2 separate regions of the Mus musculus genome follow, and region 1 is linked to region 2. Evidence: chromatin contacts called from ENCODE Hi-C data. All regions are on one chromosome and are shown on one strand. The core of a region is the stretch at or near the end of the contact, and the rest is flanking DNA. Distances in the headings are between cores, read along the strand shown. Region 1 holds the start of Mmd (monocyte to macrophage differentiation-associated). Region 2 overlaps Gm525 (predicted gene 525).

Region 1 (5,138 bases), core at 592-3,091, 1.2 Mb before region 2:
AATGGGTAAGACTCCAAAATAGGATGAAAGTGAATTCTGTCCATTAAAAAAGATTGCTCAATCAGCTGAGGTGGTTTTTATTTTTTCATTTTAGAGCTCTCTGAATGTTGGTACAATAAGCAAAAACAGACATTTTCCTTCTTTTTATAGAATTCAAAAGGATAGACTAGAAACCCAAACTCTTCGTCAAATAGGGAAGGGGTAATTTTGCAGAATATAGCTACTGGTCTCTGAAAGCAGGAAGCCCACAAAGACATGCAAAGGAAAGAATCAGACAAACAACCCACACGCACAGGACATGAGGTTCACACACGTTACAGAGTCTCTTAAATCCACTGTGGTTCTAAACGAGAAAGACCAAGGTTCCTTTCTGCCTTTGACATAGAGACGTAGTTCTCCTCCAACGATAGTGCCAGACTTCCAGCCACCAAGTAATAAGCAATATTCAGAAAGCAATCCAAATCTTCAAGCCGATCTCCCCCAATACTGAGCGCAAAGACCACCCTCATCCTGTGCATGTTGTGTTGGCTCTTTTACCCTTTGAGACTGGAAGAAATGAGATAAGCATTAATGAGTGAACAGGGGAAAGAAGGGAAAGGAAAACTAAATGGTGTGTTTACATTTTAAAATAAAAAGAAAGACCACTTCAAACTCAATAGCCTGCTCGGAAGATTTTAAGCATTTCTGCTTTTGAATTCTCTGGTACATCACACTAGGCTACCCTGTTGGTGGTGAAGGGCTGGGAATGGGTATGGCTGCCAGGCTCAGACAAAGGGATGGAGTTACCAGAAACCCCATGGGTGAACTTTCACCCACTTAGAAACATTAAAGCCCAGAGCTTTCTTTGGGAACAATAGGTCGGCAGCCTTCATCATTCCTTCCACGCAGGTAATCCACCCGGGAGAGAAGGGCCACACTATGTCCCTCAAGTCGGGCTACCCTACCACCTCTTTAGTGTAGAGCAGACAACCCGCCTTCCGGTGGCGCCTCCTCCGTTCTTTCTCCCTATTTCCTAAAACCAGGTTTCTCAAAGGCATGTCTCTCCACCTGAATGCTAACTTGCCCCTGCCAAAAAAAAATCCCCCAAATAGCACACCATTAGGTTCTTAGCCCGAGACACACAACCCCTCCGGACACCATCAGGAAAGCTGGACCTAGAGAAGCGTGCCTCAGTTTCCCTGTCTCTAGGGCCAACCACCGACAAAACACCTCAAAAAGCTCAGGCCAGACCTCCTACCCGCTGTAAGACAAACATCGCCACAGGGTGCTGCAGCAGCCTTAAGAGACCTCACGTTGGGGTTTGTATAAGGGTGGAGGCCCTGAGTGGAGTCGTGGGGAGGGGGCTCTGAGGCTGGAGTAGTCTGCTAGAAGCTAGCAGCAGCGGTGTCTGGATGGGGATCTCAAGGGCCAAGCTAGGTTTGCAAGCGGATGGAGGAGGCAAAGCAGATGCGGGGTCCCGGGGCACAGATCCCAAGCTGCCTGGAGGAAGGGGATCGCAGAACTGCGAGTCTTCCCGGGAGCCGGTCCTCGTCAGGGCTCGGGATCCCCCGGGACGGAGCACGTTCCCCGCAGAACTCTCACCGCTGGAATCGATTCCTGAACCGCATTGATCCACCGCTCCACCGCGGGGGCCGGGAGCTCCGTCTCTTTTGCACCGGCGGCAGGGCGCGCCGGCCTCATGGGCTTGAGCTGCTCCGAGGCCGCTGGCGTGCCAGGCGGGAGCCACGCAACTGGGCAGGGCCGGAGTGGGCCACACCGGGGGTCGGTCAGCACAGGGCCCGGGCCAGAGCAGGCGCCTGGGGGCGGGAGGGAGGCCGCTTAAACGGCCCCGGCGCCTCCCGCCTCCCGCCTCCCTGGCTCCTCCGCCCCCGGGTGCCTGGGCCCCGCCCCGGAGCCCGGCTCCGCCCCTGCCCGCTGCTCTCGCTGCGTGCGCCCGCAGCCACCTGCGCGTCACCGCGCCCAGTGGCCAATCAGTGTCCGGAGCGGCGCAGGGCTCCGCTGCCATTCATTTCCCTTGAAGCTCGGTAGGTGGGGCGGAACCTCAGAGCCGAGGGGTGTGGCTAGCCGAAAGGGGAGGAGCGCTGGGAGGGCGGTGCTCTGCATTAAAGCTTTGAGCGTGTGAGCTGCAACAGAGAGGAAGGAACAACGGTGTGTAGGAGATGGCCCACAATCTTAGAAGCAGCTGTGCCGGAAGTGGCAGCGAGCAAGAATCTATCTCTGCCTTCTAATCTTGGCCCCATATCGTTTATCCAGCCTTCATTCATTTCTGCGTCCTTCCTTTCATTTATTTCTTCACCTTTTACGCTGTGTAAAGACGGATTAGTAACACGGCTGTCCTATAAAGAAGAGATTGGAATTTCTCCAGGGGGATTCTTCTGGAGAGATCTTTTTACGTCCTCCATTTTATTTTCTATTTTTTAACCCAAGAAATTTCCAAGGAAAGAGTAGACTTGAATCGGCCCCTTTTGCTAAACCTCTGTAAAGCTAAAAGGACTTGCCAGAAGAGCAGATCCTAGGGAGAGAAGAGATAAGAGGTAGTGAATACACTCAGAAGAATACTGGAAAAAAGGAATTGACATGTGCAGGACCTGTCAGCATCACTCCTGAAATCCAGGTGTGCTCCCATCCAGGAAACCTGCCCACACACATCCCCCACTCCTCAAACTTCACCTTCTTGAGGGACTTAGGGCCAGCTTCGAAGCAGTATTTACTCTTTTTGAAACGAATGAAAGATGGGGGGATGCCGGGGAATGGTTTCACCCACCATTCTAGTGTCCTTCTCTTTAAGTGCCCCGGGGTGCTTTCCACAACAATTGCTTTGATCTTGGAAGGAATCCTTAGGTTCAAAATTATGTTACTCATTTCACAGGTATGGAGGCCAAGGCTTTGAAAGGTGGCACTGTTTACAATAGCCAAGTTATTATATTAGTGTAGGTGCCTACCAAAGGATGTAGAAAGAAAATGTGGTGTGTGTGTCTAGAGACAGCATGGAAAATTAGTCAGCCAGAAGGAAAAAAATGAAGACTCGGGAGTGATCTTTCCATTCCAAAGCTGCACACTTGGTTTAAAAGGACAATCGGCTCCAATAGAGGAGGACTGGATTGTTCTTCAGTGTGTGTGTGTGGGGGGGGGGGGGGTTACGAGTAACTACATTTCTGGGAACAGAGAAATGGATGGAACTAGATATCATCATATGAAATGAAATAAATAAACCAGGCTCAGAAATACAAATGTTAAATGTTTTCTCTCATATGTTAAATGTAGAGAAGTGGGGGTTGGGGAGTCATCAATGTAAAAGAGGATCAGGGAGTGAAAAAGAAACTTGCCCGATGCAAAACAGATTCCTACATAGCTTCCTCTAACACGAAGCACCAGATACCATCAGGTCAGTATGCCAACGGCCTCTCCCTAAGTTTTAAAACAGCACAATTCTTAAAACACACACCTGACTCCTTTTGCACTCACAGTAAAGCCTGACAACTAGCATAGCTTGAAAATCTACCAATTGACTACATGGCACTCCCCTTATAAACGATCAAGGGGCAGTAACAAAGGTACTAACTAAAAGATAACTGAAAATTAGCCACATGAAATGACAACCTAAGGGATAGGAACTGTAATCACAACAAATGTCCCACTTCCTTGGGGGCGGGGGGGACGACGCAGGGGAGGCTATTGTGTGAGAGGACCTAAGAAGTCTCTGTACTTTCCTTTTGGTCTTGCTCTGAACCTCAAGCTGTTAAGATGATTTGCTTTTTCTCTTTAAGAGAAAGAAATGAAATGTTGATGCCGTCTTCGACATGAACAGACTTTGAGAACTGTATATGAAACAAAAGAAATCAATTACATTCAGGTCACATATTATATAGCTGTAGAGCCAGCCAGCCTAAGTTTAGTGAGAGATCCTGTTTCAAAAGGTAAGATGGCAAAGGGAGACACCCGGCTTTCACCTCTGGCCTTCACACAGATGTGTTCACATGAACACATGCACCTACCTACATGTACACATACCTACAGAATTATGTACATGCAACATATACATGGGAAATATGATGTCCTTTTGCATCCATTTATGAGGATAAATCCCAAGTGTATTTGCAGAAAGGAAGTCCTGGCTTCAATTTAGGGCCCAGGATTGCAATGGTGGGAGGAGACGAGAATGGGAAGGTTTTGTTTGGTGTTTGTTTATTTTGGTTATTGGTTGTGCGTTTTCTTTTGTTTGTTCTGCATTAACAGAACATAACGTTCTTCTTAGGCTTGGGGATATAGATCTTGCTATAAAACTGCAGAAACATTTGTGGGAAAAAAAAAACAAACCAACCTGTTCCTTACAGGAAGGGATTTGTCATAGCGTAGACATCAGATGCTGCAGCAGCTTTTGGGAGAACACCTGCTCTGCTGACTGAGGTACACAGGCTCCCCAGACAGGATGCTGATGAGACTAGAGCACACCTGGGCCCTGGTTCCCTGACAGTGATGGACCAGTCAGAACAGAACAGAGTCACTCAAACTTTGACTTGAGATGCCCTGGGAGGATTAAATGAACTGTTCGCTCAGATCTGTTACTGGGTTTTGCTATATCTCCACAAATAGAACTTCTGGGAAGCTTTAACAAAGAAAGACCCTCCCTGAAGGTGCCGGGAACCATCCTGTGTGCCAAGATCCCAGGCTGAATCAGAAGTGGGGCACGAGAAACCAAACTGAGCACCAATGCTTATTTCTCTGCTCAGCATGGTTGAGAGTGTGGCAGCCACCTCTCAGCCTTGCTGTCATTCACTCTTCTTCATGATGGGCTGTATCCTTCAACCCATGAGCTAAGGAAAACCTTCCTCCCATAGCTTCTTAGTTGTTTGCTTGTAGCAATGAAAACCAGTAACGAATACGGGTACATAGTCTATGCTGCTCTTTCTGATGAGGGGGAGTAAGAGAAGAGGTAAAACACTCCTTAATCCAGAGGATGCTGCTTGAGGTGTTTTAGGACTTAGGGAGGGATTCAGCAGGTACAAGGGTTTGTAGACACGTAGGAAGAGGGAAGAAGGACTAGAGTAGAAAAAAAAAAAAGATTGTGAGAAGTTTTCCTAAGAGTATTTCCCAACAAATAAAATTTAGAAGCCTATTTAAAAATTGTCATCATTGTC
Region 2 (5,865 bases), core at 714-3,213:
TACAGCTCTCTGAATGCATATATGTCTCTCCCAGTGTGTAGTAAGATCATTTGAACGGGGACCATATTTATCTCTAAGCATCTAAAAGAACAAACTCACTTCCCGGCTAGAGGCTGTGCTGGCTAAATGAAAAATGAAATATGAAAGGCAATTTCTCACTGGGCGTGGTGGCGCCCGCCTTTGATCCCAGCACTTGGGAGGCAGAGGCAGGTGGATTTCTGAGTTTGAGGCCAGCCTGGTCTACAGAGTGAGTTCCAGGACAGCCAGGGCTACACAGAGAAACCCTGTCTCGAAAAACCAAAAAGAAAAAAAGAAAAGAAAAAAAGAAAGGCAATTAGAAGTCCTAATGTCCATCCACTTTTACTTTTTTTCTTACATCTTTGTGTGTGTGTGTGTCTGTGTGTGTGTGTGTGTGTGTGTCTGTGTGCGCACGCACGCTCGTGATTTCTCCTGGATTGAATTGTCTTGCTGATTCATGTGTGGTGTCTGCCGAGTAGACTGAACTACAGCTGCCGGTTCATGTTTGGTGTTTGCTACTGGACTGGACTAACAAAGATTGGAATCGCCCCAAGAACTATCTCTAAACAGGTCTGCTTCCCCTGTATCCTAATAACCTTTTTTTTCCACTACCTCTGGTGGGTGGTGGCTAGAGAGGAGGTTGAACTCTTATTAAAGTAGGTTGTGAAAAATATAAGCCTACAACACCCACTCCAACAAGGCCACACCTCCTAATAATGCCACTCCATATGGCCAAGCATTCAAACACATGAGTCTATAGGGGCCAGGCCTATTCAAACCACCACAAGAACTTCCTGTGTACGGTTTCAGTGGCCTTTGTCTGAGGTCTACTAGATTTCTTCATGACAGTTACTATCAGGCGATCATGTGGGAAAACCCTGCCGCACAAGCTACCAGTTTTATTTACTGTTTTGTCTTTGTAGGGCTGACACAGGGGACTCCATTTTTGTCCTGCCGGCTTTCTTTCACATTGATATGCCGAGATCCAGTAACTCTCTTCCTAAACAGGCCCACCCCTGACACCACTCAGGGCAACTCCCCTGCCCTGCTTCAGCTTTCACTATTTAGTCTCTAATTCTGGGACCGAGGTACAGCTGAGGGCTGTGGGGCACAGAGAAGCACCCAGCTTTCCACAGGAAACGTCTCCTCTGCAGGAGGACTAGGTTTGCATTTAGTTGTCTGATGGTTCTTTTTGGGATGACCTTGGGCAAATATTTTCTTTGAGTTCATGTTCCCCTTCATTTTCCACCTTCACTACATGTTCATTTATTCCATGTGCATGCCTATCCTATCTGTGCACATGAGTGGGAGTGTGCATGCCTCAGCATGCTTGTGCAAAATGAGGGATGATCTACAGGTGTCAATTCTTTTGCCCCATGTAGGTCCTGGGGATCAGACTCAGGTCATCAGGCTGAGCAGCAGGCACACTTACCCACCACCTCACCATTCATAGACTGAAGAAGAGTATAGGGGCTGGAGAGATGGCTCAATAATTAGGAGCACCTCCAGCTCTTGCAGAGGACCCAGGTTCAGTTCTCAATGTACACACACACACACACACACACACACACACACACAAACACACACACACACACACACACACTGAGGCTCATAACCATCTATTACCCCCGTTCTTGGGGGTTAACATCCTCTTTCTGGTCTCCCCAGTACATGGTGTACATACAGTCAAACACTCGTATACATAAACTAAAGATAAATTAGTCTTAAAAAATAAAGATTAGTATGCTTCCTGGACCTTGGTTTACAAAGATGAGCAAGGGAATTCACTCTCCAGTACTCTCCTCATAGGAAAGAGATGCACAGAAAGACTAAGCACTGGCCTTTATTAGTTCAGCAAAGAAAGGAAAACGCAGATGACCCGAAACTCAGCAGCCCCACGTGATGCACTTCCCTCTTCTAAGGCAGGTCTGGCGTTCTGCCTACACTTGCGAACTGGCAGGAAGGCCGTCAGGAGCTTCAAGCTGTTAGTTTTCAAAATGTAGACGGGTTAGTAAAATGGAGCAGAATACATGTTCATTATTTCCCCCCAAGGCAACTTCCGGCCTGCTCACTAAGAGCCACGTGTTCTTGAGGTCAGAAGGCATTGTTTCTAAGGCTTCAGATTAAATAGAAGGTAAGCTTCTCTCTGCCCCAGCAGTCTCTGGATCACTGCCTGTCAGCCTGCTTGCTGGAAAAGAAAGGAATGAGAAAATAATGTTAGAATAATGGTGGTGGTGATGGTGGTGATGGTGGTGATGGGGGGGTTGGTGATGGTGGTGGTGATGGTGATGGTGGAGGTGGTGGTGGTGATAGTGGTGGTGGTGATGTCGGTGGTGGTGGTGATGGTGATGGTGGGGGGGGTGATGGTGGTGGTAATGGTGGAGGTGGTGGTGATGGTGGTGATGGTGGTGGTTGTGATGGTGGTGGTGTTGATAGTGGTGGTGATGGTGGTAGTGATGGTGGTGGTGGTGATAGTGATGATGATGGTTGTAGTGATGGTGGTGGTGATGGTGGTTGTAGTGGAAGTAATGGTAGTGGTGGTGGAAGAAAGAGGAGAAGAAGCCGCCAGCTGTTATCTCCTAAAAAAAAAAAAAAAAAACAAACCCTGTGTGTGGACCAATTTTAAAAGATTTGTTTTATTTATTTATGTATTTGTGTATCTGTATGTGTACACATGTGTATAGATCAGGTGTGCCAGGAGTCCAGAAGAGGGCATCAGATTTTCCTGGAGCTAGAGTTACATAGGAGATTGTGAGCCTCCTGACATGGGTGCTGGGAACTGAACCCAAGCGCTCTGGGAGAGCAGCAAGCCCTCTGGACCACTGAGCCATCTCCAACTTCTTGGATCCTTGGGACAACAAAAGGAGAGGCTGCCACTCTCCCCATCTCACAGGAGGAACAACGAGCAGTCAGGCTGGCTTTTCACTACTGTTGGGAGCCGCCCTCACATTTGCCATTATAAGATGGCGCTGACAGCTGTGTTCTAAGTGGTAAACATAATCTGCACACGTGCAGGGGCAGTTTTCCCGCCATGTGTTCTGCCTTTCTCGTGATGACAACTGGGCCGATGGGCTGCAGCCAATCAGGGAGTAATACGTCCTAGGCGGAGAATAATTCTCCTTAAAAGGGGACGGGGTTTCGCCATTCTCCCTTTTGCTCTCTTGCTCTGGCTCTTGCTTCTTGCTCCTAAAGATGTAAGCAATAAAGCTTTGCCGAAGAAGAAAAAAAAAAAAAAAAAAAAAGTAAGAGTTGGGAGTAATACGTCCTAGGCGGAGGATAATTCTCCTTAAAAGGGACGGGGTTTTGCCATTCTTTCTCTTGCTTTCTTGTTCTTGTTCTTTTTCTCTCTCTTGCTTTCTTGTTCTTGTTCTTGTTCTTTTTCTCTCTCTGGCTCTCTGGCTCCTGAAGATGTAAGCAATAAAGCTTTTGCCGCAGAAGATTCCGGTTTGTTGTGTCTTTCCTGGCCGGTAGCGAACGCGTGTAAGACACTACTACACTCAGGATCCACAAGCTGTTGATTCCAAATTCCAGACTGAGCTACCTGTGTCCCTACTGCTTCCCAGTCTCCATGTATGTGGGAGCTGTCTGAAATGACACCTTTATGGAATCCCATGATTTCCTTTAAGAAGTCAGTCATTGCCAGGTAGTGGTGGTAATCCCAGCTCTTGGAAGGCAGAGACAGGCAGATCTCTCTGAGTTCTAGGCCAGCCTGGTCTACAGAGTAAGTTCCAGGATAGCCAGAACTACACAGAGAAACCCTGTCTCAAAACAACAAGAAGAGGAAGAGGAGGGGGAGGGGAGGAGGAGGAAAAAAAGAAGGAGGAGGAAGTAGAGGAGGAGGAGGGGGAGGAGTCATTCACTGAGGACCAGGTCCAAAGACAACATCATCCCAATGTGTAGATGCAGAAACAAGAGCTGGAGAGACGGCTCAGCGGTTAAGGGCACTGGTTGCTCTTCCAGAGGTCCTGAGTTCAATTCCCAGCAACTGCATGGTGACTCACAACCATCTGGAATGGGAATCTGAAGCCACCTTCTGGTGTGTCTGAAGACAGTAACAGTATATCCACATACATGAAATAAGTAAATATAACTCTTTTAAAAAATAGCCGGGCATGGTGGCACACGCCTTTAATCCCAGCACTTGGGAGGCAGAGGCAGGCGGATTTCTGAGTTCGAGGACAGCCTGGTCTACAAAGTAAGTTCCAGGACAGCCAGGGCTATACAGAGAAACCCTGTCTCGAAAAACCAAAAAAAAAAAAAAAAAAAAAAAAAAATAGATGCAGAAACAGAAACTGAAAGAGAAGTAGCTTGCTACAAAGTTAAGATGCAGAATGGTCAGCCCACTCTAGCCAGAGTCTAAGCCCCTAAGCACCCCACAATTCTGATTCCTTTTTGGAATTTGTGTGTGTGCTCGTGCGCATGAGTGTATGCGTGGTGTGTGTGTGTGTGTGTGTGTGTGTGTGTGTGTGTGTGTGTGTGTGTGTGTGTTTGTGCATGCATGTCACAGTATAGATGTAGATATCAAAGCACAAGAGTACATTGTGTGGGAATCCTCTCCTACCCTGAGAGTCCCAGGGTTCAAACTCAAATCATCAAACTTAATGGCAAGTGTCTTAGTGGTAAGTGTCTTTGCCAGCTGCCAGCTGCCTCCACAGTTCTGTTTTCTAGAAGAAACCAAGAGTTTTCTGTGATGGAAAGCAAAGCCCTTGATCTAGGAGGAAATGGCAGCCTGGAAGTCAGGGGCATAGTCATATGCAACCATCCTGGCAGAAATAAACATTCCCCGGAGACACTTGTGGAGCTGAAGACGAAGCTCAGTGGTTAGAGCCCTGCCCAGGATGCATGAAGCCCTGTATTTGGTCCCCAGAACTGCATAAAACTAACTGTGGTGAAACAGTCCTATAATCACAGTACTTGGGAGCACTGGGAAGATGGATCAGGAGTTCAAGGTCATCCTAGTCTACATACAAGTTCTTCGAGGCTGGGGAGGGCTGTCCCTCCTTTGGCTATCAACCCGCTAGAAATTGAAATGTCTCTAGGATACCATGCTGGGAGACGGAAGGACTGAAGCCCAGTGCCTGCGAGAGGAGGAACTGTCTGCTAGGAAGAGATGTCACAAGATTTTGTCCCCTTGTCACCTTGTGGCAGAGACTGGAGCTTAGACATGGATGATTGACAGACCACACTTTGACCAAGACCCCTTAGCAAAGCATCCCTCTACTTAAACTAGACCTCAAGTCAGGACCCTAAAAGTGAACATAGGAGTCACCACTGTTCCCCTCCCCAGTGTGCTCCCATGGTAGAAGTCTCCTTTTTCTGCCTTTCTCCATTGTGTCTTTGATTGGTCTATTGAAAACAAGCAGGTTGTGGAAGCTGCCAAGGCCCGAACTCTGACAGAACAACTCTAGTTAACCCCAGGCACATCAGAGGAAGCTGACTCGGAACAGGGCTCTGGTGCCAGAAAGAATGGAAGAGGGGAGTTAGCCCAACCCTTGATCCTCCAGAGTAGAACTTTGCTCTCTTCCACATCCTCTCGCCCTCTGCAAGGCTGCCTCCCAGGAGCATCTTGGACAGGACCAAGCAACAGTCTGCATTCATTCCATACCAGCCCTTTCAGTGCCTGGGTGCTCCATAATACCCAGTCAGCTCCTCCATAAAATGGGGTCAAAGTTCACGCCATCAATGACACCAGAGTAATAAGGTGGTAGGTGTCAGAGCGTATGGGAGAGGGCTCTACAAACTACCGGGTGATATTCTGAAGGGAGCAGAGCTGTACCATTACAGTAGAGAAGGGGCTGGGAGAGGGAAAGAGATGGTTCAACTGTTAAGAGCACTGGCTGATAACTC

Evidence for each region. A loop is a pair of places that touch in the nucleus more often than their neighbours do.
Region 1: a map of T-helper 1 cell shows a loop between it and region 2 (4-fold over the local background). The contact joins the promoter of Mmd here to the enhancer-like site in region 2. A Hi-C loop is called at or near these places in 2 of 37 maps with a recorded cell type or tissue (T-helper 1 cell and T-helper 17 cell).

Annotation. Positions count from the first base shown.
Region 1 is chr11:90,246,179-90,251,316 of GRCm38, reverse strand. It overlaps Mmd (monocyte to macrophage differentiation-associated), which reads right to left and starts at 1,841. Exons shown (of 7, transcript NM_026178.2): 1 at 1,582-1,841. The coding sequence starts at 1,607.
Region 2 is chr11:89,089,021-89,094,885 of GRCm38, reverse strand. It overlaps Gm525 (predicted gene 525), which reads right to left. Exons shown (of 4, transcript NM_001033266.2): 4 at 1,822-2,000. Among named protein-coding and RNA genes, the nearest start is that of Gm525, 18 kb to the right of the region's middle. Within about 2 kb of position 1,963, at least 1 of the 3 ENCODE cell types and tissues checked has a DNase peak (open chromatin) inside an H3K27ac peak, as active enhancers do.